Linked DNA regions of Homo sapiens: region 2 is linked to region 1. A link is a loop called in an ENCODE intact Hi-C map of the cell type or tissue named here. Cell type or tissue: PC-9. All regions are shown on one strand.

What was found. Hi-C counts contacts between places; a loop is a spot of excess contacts. Peaks named below come from ENCODE experiments on the same cell type or tissue, not always from the same donor. Only the 100,000 strongest peaks of a DNase experiment are listed, where the experiment ranks them.
Region 2: it touches region 1 in a loop (8-fold over the local background); 2 of 110 quality-filtered maps call a loop at or near these places.

The regions. Positions count from the first base shown.
Region 1 is chr1:44,388,551-44,393,550 of GRCh38, reverse strand. It overlaps the pseudogene RNU6-369P. Among named protein-coding and RNA genes, the nearest start is that of RNF220, 14 kb to the left of the region's middle. In PC-9, no CTCF peak of the experiment used is centred here; a DNase peak (open chromatin) is centred at 3,100.
Region 2 is chr1:44,565,380-44,570,379 of GRCh38, reverse strand. The region is part of intron 2 of RNF220 (ring finger protein 220); the gene reads right to left. Among named protein-coding and RNA genes, the nearest start is that of MIR5584, 22 kb to the right of the region's middle. In PC-9, no CTCF peak of the experiment used is centred here; a DNase peak (open chromatin) is centred at 2,049.

The DNA of each region.
Region 1 (5,000 bases):
CTAAAAAAGCAAAACAAACTAACTAAATATAAAGAAATAATTGAAAAAGGAAGATCAGGCCGGGCACAGTGGCTCACGCCTGTAATCCCAGCACTTTGGGAGGCCGAGGCGGGCAGATCACCTGAGGTCAAGAGATCGAGACCATCGTGGCCAACATGGTGAAACCCCGTCTCTAAAAAAAAAAAGAAAGAAAGAAAAAAAATTACCTGGGCATGGTGGCACGCACCTGTAATCCCAGCTACTCGGGAGGCTGAGGGAGGAGAATCGCTTGAACCTGGGAGGCAAAGGTTGTGGTGAGCTGAGATTGGGCCACTGCACTCCAGCCTGGCAACAAAGCAAGACTCCGTCTCAAAAAAAAAAAAAAAGATATTATTGCAATAAAAATAAAAGCAGGAAAGGGGTAACCTAACCTAAGGAGAGCCCAGAAATCAATATGTAGCAGTGAAAGTTCCTCCAAAAGTCGAATAGAAGCTAAGCAATGGAGTGGCACGAAAGAGGAATTGCAGAGGAGCCACGTGAGACAAAGGAATAGAAACACATCATGGGAATGACTTAAAGGTTCTAAGTTGGAAAATGGGTTGACTCTTGTGATGATTCCTTTGAAGTCGGAGAAAATTGCATTTTTGCAGTAAATATCCTTCAATCTTTCCCAAGAGCTAAATAAGGTGCTCTTTACTATGCAATAATACTAGTTTCACTTTTTACTGCCTCCCTCATTGAACGACACCTAATAAGCAATTATACTTCAGCTCTGTTGTATCTTTTCCATTCCTTTCTTTTGAAGACTAGAAAGAAATGAATGCAGCAGCACATATGCAGTTAGAATTTCACTTCATGGCAATCACTTTTAAAAAGCACTCTGCAAAAACGGGTTGCATTTAAGAATGCATTTTGTATATCTGCCTTTCCATGGAACAAGAGAGTCTAGTAAAAAGAACGAGTACTATAAGCAAGAAGCCAAGACATTTACTAGTTGTAGAACTCAGGTAAATCATATACTCTCTCTTCTAATAGATTTTTCTTCCTGTGTTGCAGAAATTTTTTTGTGTGTGTAACAAATTTTACACAAAAGTAAGGTAGGTATTATTAAGGAATGCCTTTTAAATATTAAATCCATTTTTAAATATTATAAAAGCAGGCAAATAATTAAATTTTCCTTATTCATTTCTTTCTTTCTTTCTTTTCTTTTTTTTTTTTTGAAATGGAGTCTCTCTCTGTTGCCCAGGTTGGAGTACAGTGGCATGATCTTGGCTCACGCCAACCTCTGCCACCCAGGTTCAAGCAATTCTCCTGCCTCAGCCTCCCGAATAGCTGGGATTACAGGCATGCGCTACCACACTGGGCTAATTTGTATTTTTAGTAGAGGTTTTGCCATGTTGGCCAGGCTGGTCTAAAACTCCTGACCTCAGGTGATCCACCTGCCTCAGCCTCCCAAAGTGCTAGGATTACAGGCATGAGCCACCATGCCTGGCCCATTTCCTCTTTTTTGAAATGATCTCACATTTTATTGAATTAAAAACTTATGAACGTTAAGAGTTCGAGGATGTGCTAGAGGTCAGGTTAACATTTGTATTTAAGTAATAATTCGAATTATATGACCTCTTCTTAATTTACATATAATCAATCAATAAACAAACATTTTTTCAGTGCTTACTGTGTGTTAGGAATTATACTAGGCTGTTTGGGGGAGTGATACAAAGTACTGTACATTATCAAATCAAAGATAGTTTAGATTATAAGATGCATCCCCATTTCAGAGCTGTTAAAATGTGGAAAAATATGCATCTTAAATTGATTATATATAGATAAAAAACAAAAAGCTTCCACAGAGAGAAAAGAATGGAATATATCCGTAAAAAGTACCAAGTGAGTATTAGAGACAAAAAGGTTCTCAGAAATTCAGTGGAGCAAGAAGTTACAAGGAGCTGAGGGTGGTGAGGAAAGTGCACTGTGTATGATACTGGCCTAGTTCTGCTAATGTATTTTCTATTGATTCTATAAAGTGTTGGCAAGGAAAGGACAAATTAAAAACTAAGCTTTATACTTTACCTCCTGAAATGTGTGACAACTTTCAGTTTTGTTAAGACTTCTGAATTCTATCACTATACCAACTCGAAACCAATTTTTATTGTTGACATTAACTTAATAAAAACAATTACTTAAATTAAAAATTAAGCAAATATAGAATATGCTAAAATAAGAGTAAAATTTGGGGAAAATGGCCCAAATAATTTAAATATTTAACCTGTAAGAACAAGTGAAAATATTTAAAAATAATAGTTTAGCTGTTATATCTATACTTGGGGAGTAAAATTAAAACTTGTAATACAACAGATATCCGAAGTTCTAAACTGTATCTGCACCTATAGATCTAGGGTCAAGAAAAGACCATTCTTTGGCCAGGCGCGATGGCTCACGCCTGTAATCCCAGCACTTTGGGAGGCTGAGGCAGGAGGATCACGAGGTCAGGAGTTCAAGACCAGCCTGGCCAACATGGTGAAACTCCATCTCTACTAAAAAATGCCAAAAAAAATTAGCTGGGCATCGTGGAGCATGCCTGTAATCCCAGCTACTCGTGAGGCTGAGGCAGGAGAATTTCTTGACCTGGGAGGTGGAGGTTGCAGTGAGTCGAGATTGTGCCACTGCACTCCAGCCTGGGCTACAGAGCAAGACTCTGTCTAAAAAAAAAAAAAAAAGAAAAAAGAAAAGGCCATTCTTTTTTTTTTTTTAAATATGAAAGGCTTCACAAATGTTTGTGTCATCCTTTGTGCAGGGGGCCATGCTAATCTCTGTATCATTCCAATTTTAGCGTATGTGCTGCCGAAGCACTCCTGGGCCACCCTTCACTTCCTCCTTTCACATCCACCCTATCCCAAGCTACAAACATCCAGACCTCCAAGCCTTGATTAAACAGGGTACCAGTGGATCCTGGGTCTAATCCAATCTTGTTAGAGCCACTGTTCATCCCTCTCCTCAAAGAGCCTTGAACTTCAAGCTTTTTTGTTCCCTACTATTATCCTCTGCTGCATCTCCTATGACTAATCACATCTCTGCGTGAGAAGAAATGTTTGCAGGACTTTCCAGACCACAGCTGACTTTTTTTTAAGCCCTTGTGTCCACTCTTCTCTGAGGGCTAAGTGAGACTAAACCTATCAAGTTTCATTCCTATTGTCATAGGTCAAAGCTCCAAATATAGATACTTTGTCTCTTCCCATATTTGTCCTATATGAGCTATCATTCCTAAAATGCTACATACTTCCTTAAGTGTGGAAGTATCCAACCCCTCTCTTCTCTCCCTGCCAAAACCTTCCATTTGCCCTTTGGAATTTCAACTCTCCTGTGCCCTCAAACACTTTTCTCTGAATGTTCCTGCCACCTCATGCCTTATCTAAACCTGGCTCTCTCTACACCACTTACCCTGCAGCTCCCTCAAGAGAGATCCGCTCATATTCTTACACCTATGTACTGTCAGGAGATGAGGATGCTTCCCAGTGCTACTCAGAGTCCACTGCTTTTCCACCCTTTTGTGAAAACCCCTACTACTCTCTCCGTGATTGGTAACTGTAATCTCCCCACCTCACAGAAGACAGTGGCACTTGGCTTACTGTCTTCTCTTGTGCCATGAGTACTGCCATCATCCTAAGTGACTTCAGAATCCTCAAGAGAGACCCAGAGTATCTCCCATGTCCTCCTACATTGCTATTCAACCACCCGCCTTCACAGTCACCCCCTGGATCTTGTCATCATGACCTAAAATTCTCTCTACTTCTAAAATCACTAATTCAGATAGTCTACTTTCTGACCACAAGCACCTATGCTTCCAGCTCATTATTAAGCTAGTCCAACTGCAACTATTCTTCCCTTTCATTTGAATATCAGTTTATTGACCCCTTTCTTTCTATTACTCCCTTCTTGTCTTCACTTCCCCATTTGTCGAGCTTACAGTTCATGGCCCATCATTTCATTTGCTCTCTTAGAATTACCCTGAACTCTCTCCTTAATTATTCTCTTTCCTGTCTTCTGAAACACCACACTCTCCCAATTCCTCTTATCTCTCCAGCTGCCCTTTTGCAAACATTTTTGCTGACTCCTCCTTTGTGTTCTATTAAACCTTTAAGTAGGAGAGTTTTTCAGGGATCTGTCCTAGGAGTGCTTCCCTTTTCATTCAATATCCCTTCCTGAAGTAATTTTAACTTTTCCTATGGCTTCAGTTACTAACAACATGCATATGCTCCTCAAATATACCTTGCTGTTGGAGTTCTGGACTGATATATCTAACTGCTTACCTGACTTCTTCAAATGGATATCTCCAAGGTACCTTCAACTCAGCCTGTTCAAAAGTAAACTCATCAATATTCCATTAAATCTATCTCTGCCAGAAAGCTGAGCCATCTTTGACATTTCCTGCTCTCATCTCTCCATATTTAAATAATCATGAAGGCCTGTTAATTCTGTCTTCAAATTATTTCTCAATTTTTTTCACTTTTTTTTCCATCTCTACTGCCATCCCTCCCAACCTCCGTTCAAGTCACTATCATTTTTCATGGAAAAGTTTCATTCCACTTGTTACCTACCATGTGCCATGCACAGTAAGGTGCTAGAATACAGAGCTTCAAAGGAGCCTCTTGCCTGGATGACATAAATAATGGGTCTTCCTGCAATCATTCTTTCCCCCACTGCAACGGTTAATTTTATATGTCAACTTGACTGGGCTAAGGGATGCTCAGATGGCTGGTAAAACGTTGTTTCTGGGTGTGTCTGTGAGACTGTTTCTGGAAGAGATTAGCATTTGAATCAGTAGATTGAGTAAAGAACATCCACCCTCACCAATGTGGGCTGACATCATCCAATCATTGAAGGCTCAGATGGAACAAAAAGATGGAGGAAGGGTGGATTCACTTTCTCTCTTCTTAACTGGAACACTTATCTTCTCCTGCTCTCAGACATCAGAGTTCTAGGTTCTTGGGCCTTCTGACTCTGGGACTTACATCATTGGCTCC
Region 2 (5,000 bases), 180 kb before region 1:
AATTTTCAGAAGAAATGTTACCAAAGATCCCCCAGAATACTGTCATAGAAAAGTGGACAAGGGAAAGGGACAGCGCTGGATGGGGTTTGTAAGAAAAGCCCCAGTAAAGGCGTCATGGAAGGTGAGTCAGGAACAGGACCTCCACCCTCACTAGATCTGCCTCTCAGCTTTGCTGCTGTTCACTGAGATGAGGGATGGAAAAGCACAGGCACTACAGCAGTGACAAAGGACTGGACTGTCTGAACTTCGCTCAGCTCTCCTCCCCATTACCCAAAATATATACCCATCGCTTCCATTCGGACCTGAAAAACAGCAACTCCTTCCTTTGTGCTGCAAAGGCCTTTAGGGGCAGCGCCTTCTCTGGCACCTGTCTCTAGGGGCCTTCATAGGATGGTCCCAAGGGTGCCCGATCTTCTAGGAGCTCACAGCACCTAGAACCACTGCCAAGTGTAATACCAAACACCATCATAGGCCTGCTACCCCTTTCAGACTATGAACTCCTGCTGGGGCCCAGGACGATGCGGGTAGAGGGCGTCTAAACAAATGACTATTGAAGGAGTGGTCTAGAAAGAAATGCCCCTTTTGTCTCCTTTTCTCAGCTCCCCATGGCCTTCCTTCTCCCTTCCTCCTTGTTCCCCCTCAGCAGCCCCACACCCCTTCCCACCAGACCCTGGCTTCTCAGCAGGTAGTGTAGAGATCCTGGCTCTGCCAGGGTGGGGTCTGAGCTGGTGCCTAAGTCAGCAGGCTTTGCCCACAGCCCCATCCTGACAGGCGGTGCCTCTGGCAGCAAAGTCATGGCCCTGATTCCTCTGTCTCCACATTTAAGAACATCTCTAACTGCTCCTTGGATAGCTCAATTAGTAAAGTGAATATATTATATAAAGTCTAAAAGATTAAACTATCATCGTCAGCCCATAATTTCATGAAGAAGTCAGGGGACCGTATCCCTCTTATTAACTCTATAACAAATGTGATGAAAATGTTCAAATAGAATGTTAATGCAATGTTACGTGTAATTTTCCCAGGCGATTTTCTGCTGAAATATTTCTTTATTAATAGTAATTGAGGGTATAAATTATGAATGAGGCGATTTTCTCCTTTCAGTAGGAAAGACGTACTAATGGCAATAATTCTTTATAATAATTTTTGGGGATAGTGGGGCGGGGAGAGAGGCTAGTCTAAAAACAGACAAAAGCACCTTTCCAAAGTCTCCCTTGGGGAGACAGTGCATTTGCCACAGACAACCTCTCTTTAGCTTCCACACACCTCAGACTGCCCGCAAGTGAAGTGTTTGTTCTTCATCAGTTTTCCAAAAACCTCAAGGTCTGTTTAAAGGGCTGGAAGGAAGTTTTTGCCTCTAAGTTCTGAAATGGACCAAGTTCTGAAGCCAAACTTTTCTGCTTAGAAACTGCACTGCCAAAAAGACCAAAGCGAGGCTCCTTTGCTGAGCTCCCAGACCCAGTCTGTCTGGACCCAAACCATCTTTTGTAGCATCCTAGAATATTCAAGGAGGAATAGCCTCCGAAGCCTTCCCATGGAATCCCCCATCCCATCCCATAAATGAAAGAATAAAAGGGCACAGAGATAATAAGTTCTAAGCTACACAACATGTTGGTGGGGGAGCTCGGACTCCACCCAAGCAACCTTCTGCACGCGTCCCAGCCTCTCCTGAACAGGCTGCCACTCTCCTGCCTTCGCAACTCCATCCCCGCTGATTCCTGGCCTGGGCATCTGGAGAGTGCTTCAGGAGGGCAAGGACTACAGAGAAACGCCTTCCAAATCCTGCAAAGGAGTTAGACTAGTACATTTCTCTAGGGTCTTTCTTCATTCAGGGATATCCCAGCTGGCATTTGCCCATTCATTTATTTGGCAGACATTAAACAAACATTTACCATGTGGCCAGGCACTGTGCTAGGGATGGGGGTTACAAAGGTGAATTTATCCAACAAGAATTAAGATAAATTCAGGGTGCTCAAGGTCACAGGTGGGAAAGACAAGCATCGGTGCACAGATACCTATGTGAGATAATACATGTGAGTCATATCATTAGAATGTTTGAGGAGCTGCCACACGGCCAGTGTGGCTGGAGCAGAGTGAGGTGGGGATGAGTGCAGGGAGGCTGAGGGAGGCAGAACTGGCAGGGCCTTGTGGCCACAGTAAGGATTTTACCCTGATTGGGAGGGCTCGTTACTGGAGGATTCTCAGCAGAGGAGTGGCACAGTGTCACCTACATTGTTGAAAAGGACACTCTGATGGATCTCTAGTTGGATGTGGAGATTGAAGAAGAGGGACTCTAGGAGGAACCAGAATTCCAGCAGTGGTGACACAGCGCTGATTCTCTGTGTGCCATTCACTGAGTTAGGGATGCTCACTGGGGAACAGAGTCAGAGGCATGATCACATAGTTCAGCTTTGGACAAGTTGAGTCTGAGGAGCCTGAGGGTCAATGGGAACCTCCAGGAGTCCGGGTGGAGTCTGGAGCTGCAGGGTGAAATGGGGCTCCCCAGGCAGGTTTTCAGCAGGGACTCGCACAGCCTCTGGGTTCACATGGCGCCTGGTACACTGAGTTTCATGTCTGTTCAGAAGTCTTTCTCCCTAGTAGATGTGAGCTCCATGAGCTCCAGTCAGAGTGTACTGAGTGAGCAAGCGAATGAATGAGTGAAGGGAGGAAGAGAGAACAACGACTTATGCTGTGTGAGGCTATCCCTAGGGTCTTAGTGGCCACCTCAGAATCTCTCTTGATTGCTGCTAAACAGTCTATTTCCCTTACCCTCCCACCCCTGCCCCAGTAAGGGTAGGCTCTCTCCAAGTCTCCTGATCTTGAGAAACGATCTTCTCAAGATCGCTTGAGAAATGCTGTTGATGACCTCAACAGGCATTCTTGGTGTCATTCACGGGGCTTCTCAGTTGGTCACTGCTGAGTGCTCAGCCCCTTCCCTGGAGCAGGAGAAAAGGTCCCCTTCAGGTCTGAGACTCTGGCGGGGGCTATGTGGCCAACTCTTGTCCCTGTCCCAGGATCATACACAGCTGGGAATCTCATCACATGCTCCTCCCTTCACCCTCTTGCTATGTTCTAATCCCCAACAGCTGGGTCAGAAATGGGGTCACTGTAATAAGCAAGTCTTGTTTTGCTCAAAACAACACTCTTCCAAGTCTTCTGTTTGTACTGTTCCTGGTTCCCTAACCAGAGTCCATGAGCAAGAGCATCCCACCTCCCGCACCCTGATAAGGAACACTGACCCCTCCACTCGGTCCCATTCCCAAGAACTCAGATTTCAGGAGAGAAGCTTGGTAAGTGTCTTACGGATGCATTAAAGGAGTGATTCTCCATCCATTCTTCTCTGCCCTTCACCATCTCTAGCTTTTCCTCTTCTTTAGACACAAGAACCTTAGCAGGACTATTCTAGGGGTCCTTGGCAGGGGCAAGGGCCTGGGCCGGTATAACGAGGCTGGCTCAGCTTTCTGCCCTCTGAAAACCACAGGGGGATGGGATAGGAAATGGAGCTATGTTAGTGGTGATCTCTGAGTGGCCATAGTGACCTCTTGACCACAGGTCACTGGGGTGACCTCCAAGGGCATTTCTGTGTCTCCCCCAGCAGGTCCCAGCCTCCAGAGGTCTTTTTTCTCTCCTTCAGGGAAATCCATCCATTAGCAGCCGCCCTCCAAATTAGGGTAATGTGTGTGTGTTCCTGCACCAGGCCCCCTACTGTCTAACAGCTGGCCCTAGGGTTTCTCCAGCTTCTGTTTCAGATCCATACCACTTGTCTGGAGAAACCCCATCCCAGTCTCAGACTTCCATCCCCCTTTCAATCCTAGGTCATTTCTAGAAAGGGAAAGCTCACAGCTAGCCCGAGGCAGCCTTGACGGGGAGGGCCAGAGGGACTCTGACAGCCAGGATGGAGACCCCCAGCTCCAGAGCCTGTCTTCTGGTCTCTTCCATGCTCCATAGGCTAGGGTGCTGGATACAGGCAGGCTTAGCCAGAGAGGGGCTGAGGACTTCATTCACCCCCTCCCTCCGCACTTAGTCTTGGCTCCCCTGGGTACCCACCTCCCACCTCAGCCCCCTTCCTTGTTGAACCAACAGCTCGATCTTGATCTCTTGAACTGGAAGGTCGACCCCAGAGGGACCCTCTCTGAAAGCCAATGCTAATCCAGTTAGGGGCTGGGCTGGGCGCTGCACTCCCTCTGCAGGACCAAGTGCAAGTGAAAAAATGCCAATTACCAGATGACAAAAAGGGTCCCTGCCCCTGGGGAAGGGCAAGCTAGGGGGAGGGATGGGAGGGACAGAGTAACTGAACACCTTGCCGGAAATAGCTCCTATCAGTCCACTTAGGGAGCCATCAGCCCCAGCAGATTTATGGGCAGCGTGTGCCCCTCTGATAGATCGGACTATTTAAAGGCAGCCGAAGCCTCCATTTATATCAATGTGGAGCAGAGAGGGAGGGCGAGAGGCTGAGGTGGGGAGTGAGAAGCAGCAGTGGGGGCCAGCCATGAGGTGGGATTCAAGACTTAGCAAACTGGCTTCAGAGGACAGGTAAGACTGCAGCAGGAGGACTGGGTTGCAGGACGGGGATGGGAGTCTCCAGATCCAGTCCCATTGGCACCCAGGGAGGGGCAGGGAAGGCAGTGGTTCACAGATCTTCCAGCAGCATCTCTTTAGCCCAGCATCTATGCAAACCCCTCCAGCTAAAATGGGTAGCTCAGGCTAATACTAAAGTGGAACTCCTGATTGGATTTCCAGCCATGACCCCCACCCTCCCCAGCTGCGGGGCATGCTTGCCCTCCATGCAACCTCCCCCTTGCCTGGGCTGAGGGAGAAGGAAGGGGTAATTGTGTTAGGCTGGGGGCATTAGCGCTGAGGAATGGGCCCACTGCTTCCTGCCTGCTGTCCCCAGCCTGCACTTCCTAGGGGCAGATTAAGCGGCTCCTGCGGCTCTCTCTGGCTCTGCCTGGGCCCTTCCTCCCTAACTCCATTACTCCCTGGCTGAGGTGCTTGCCCGA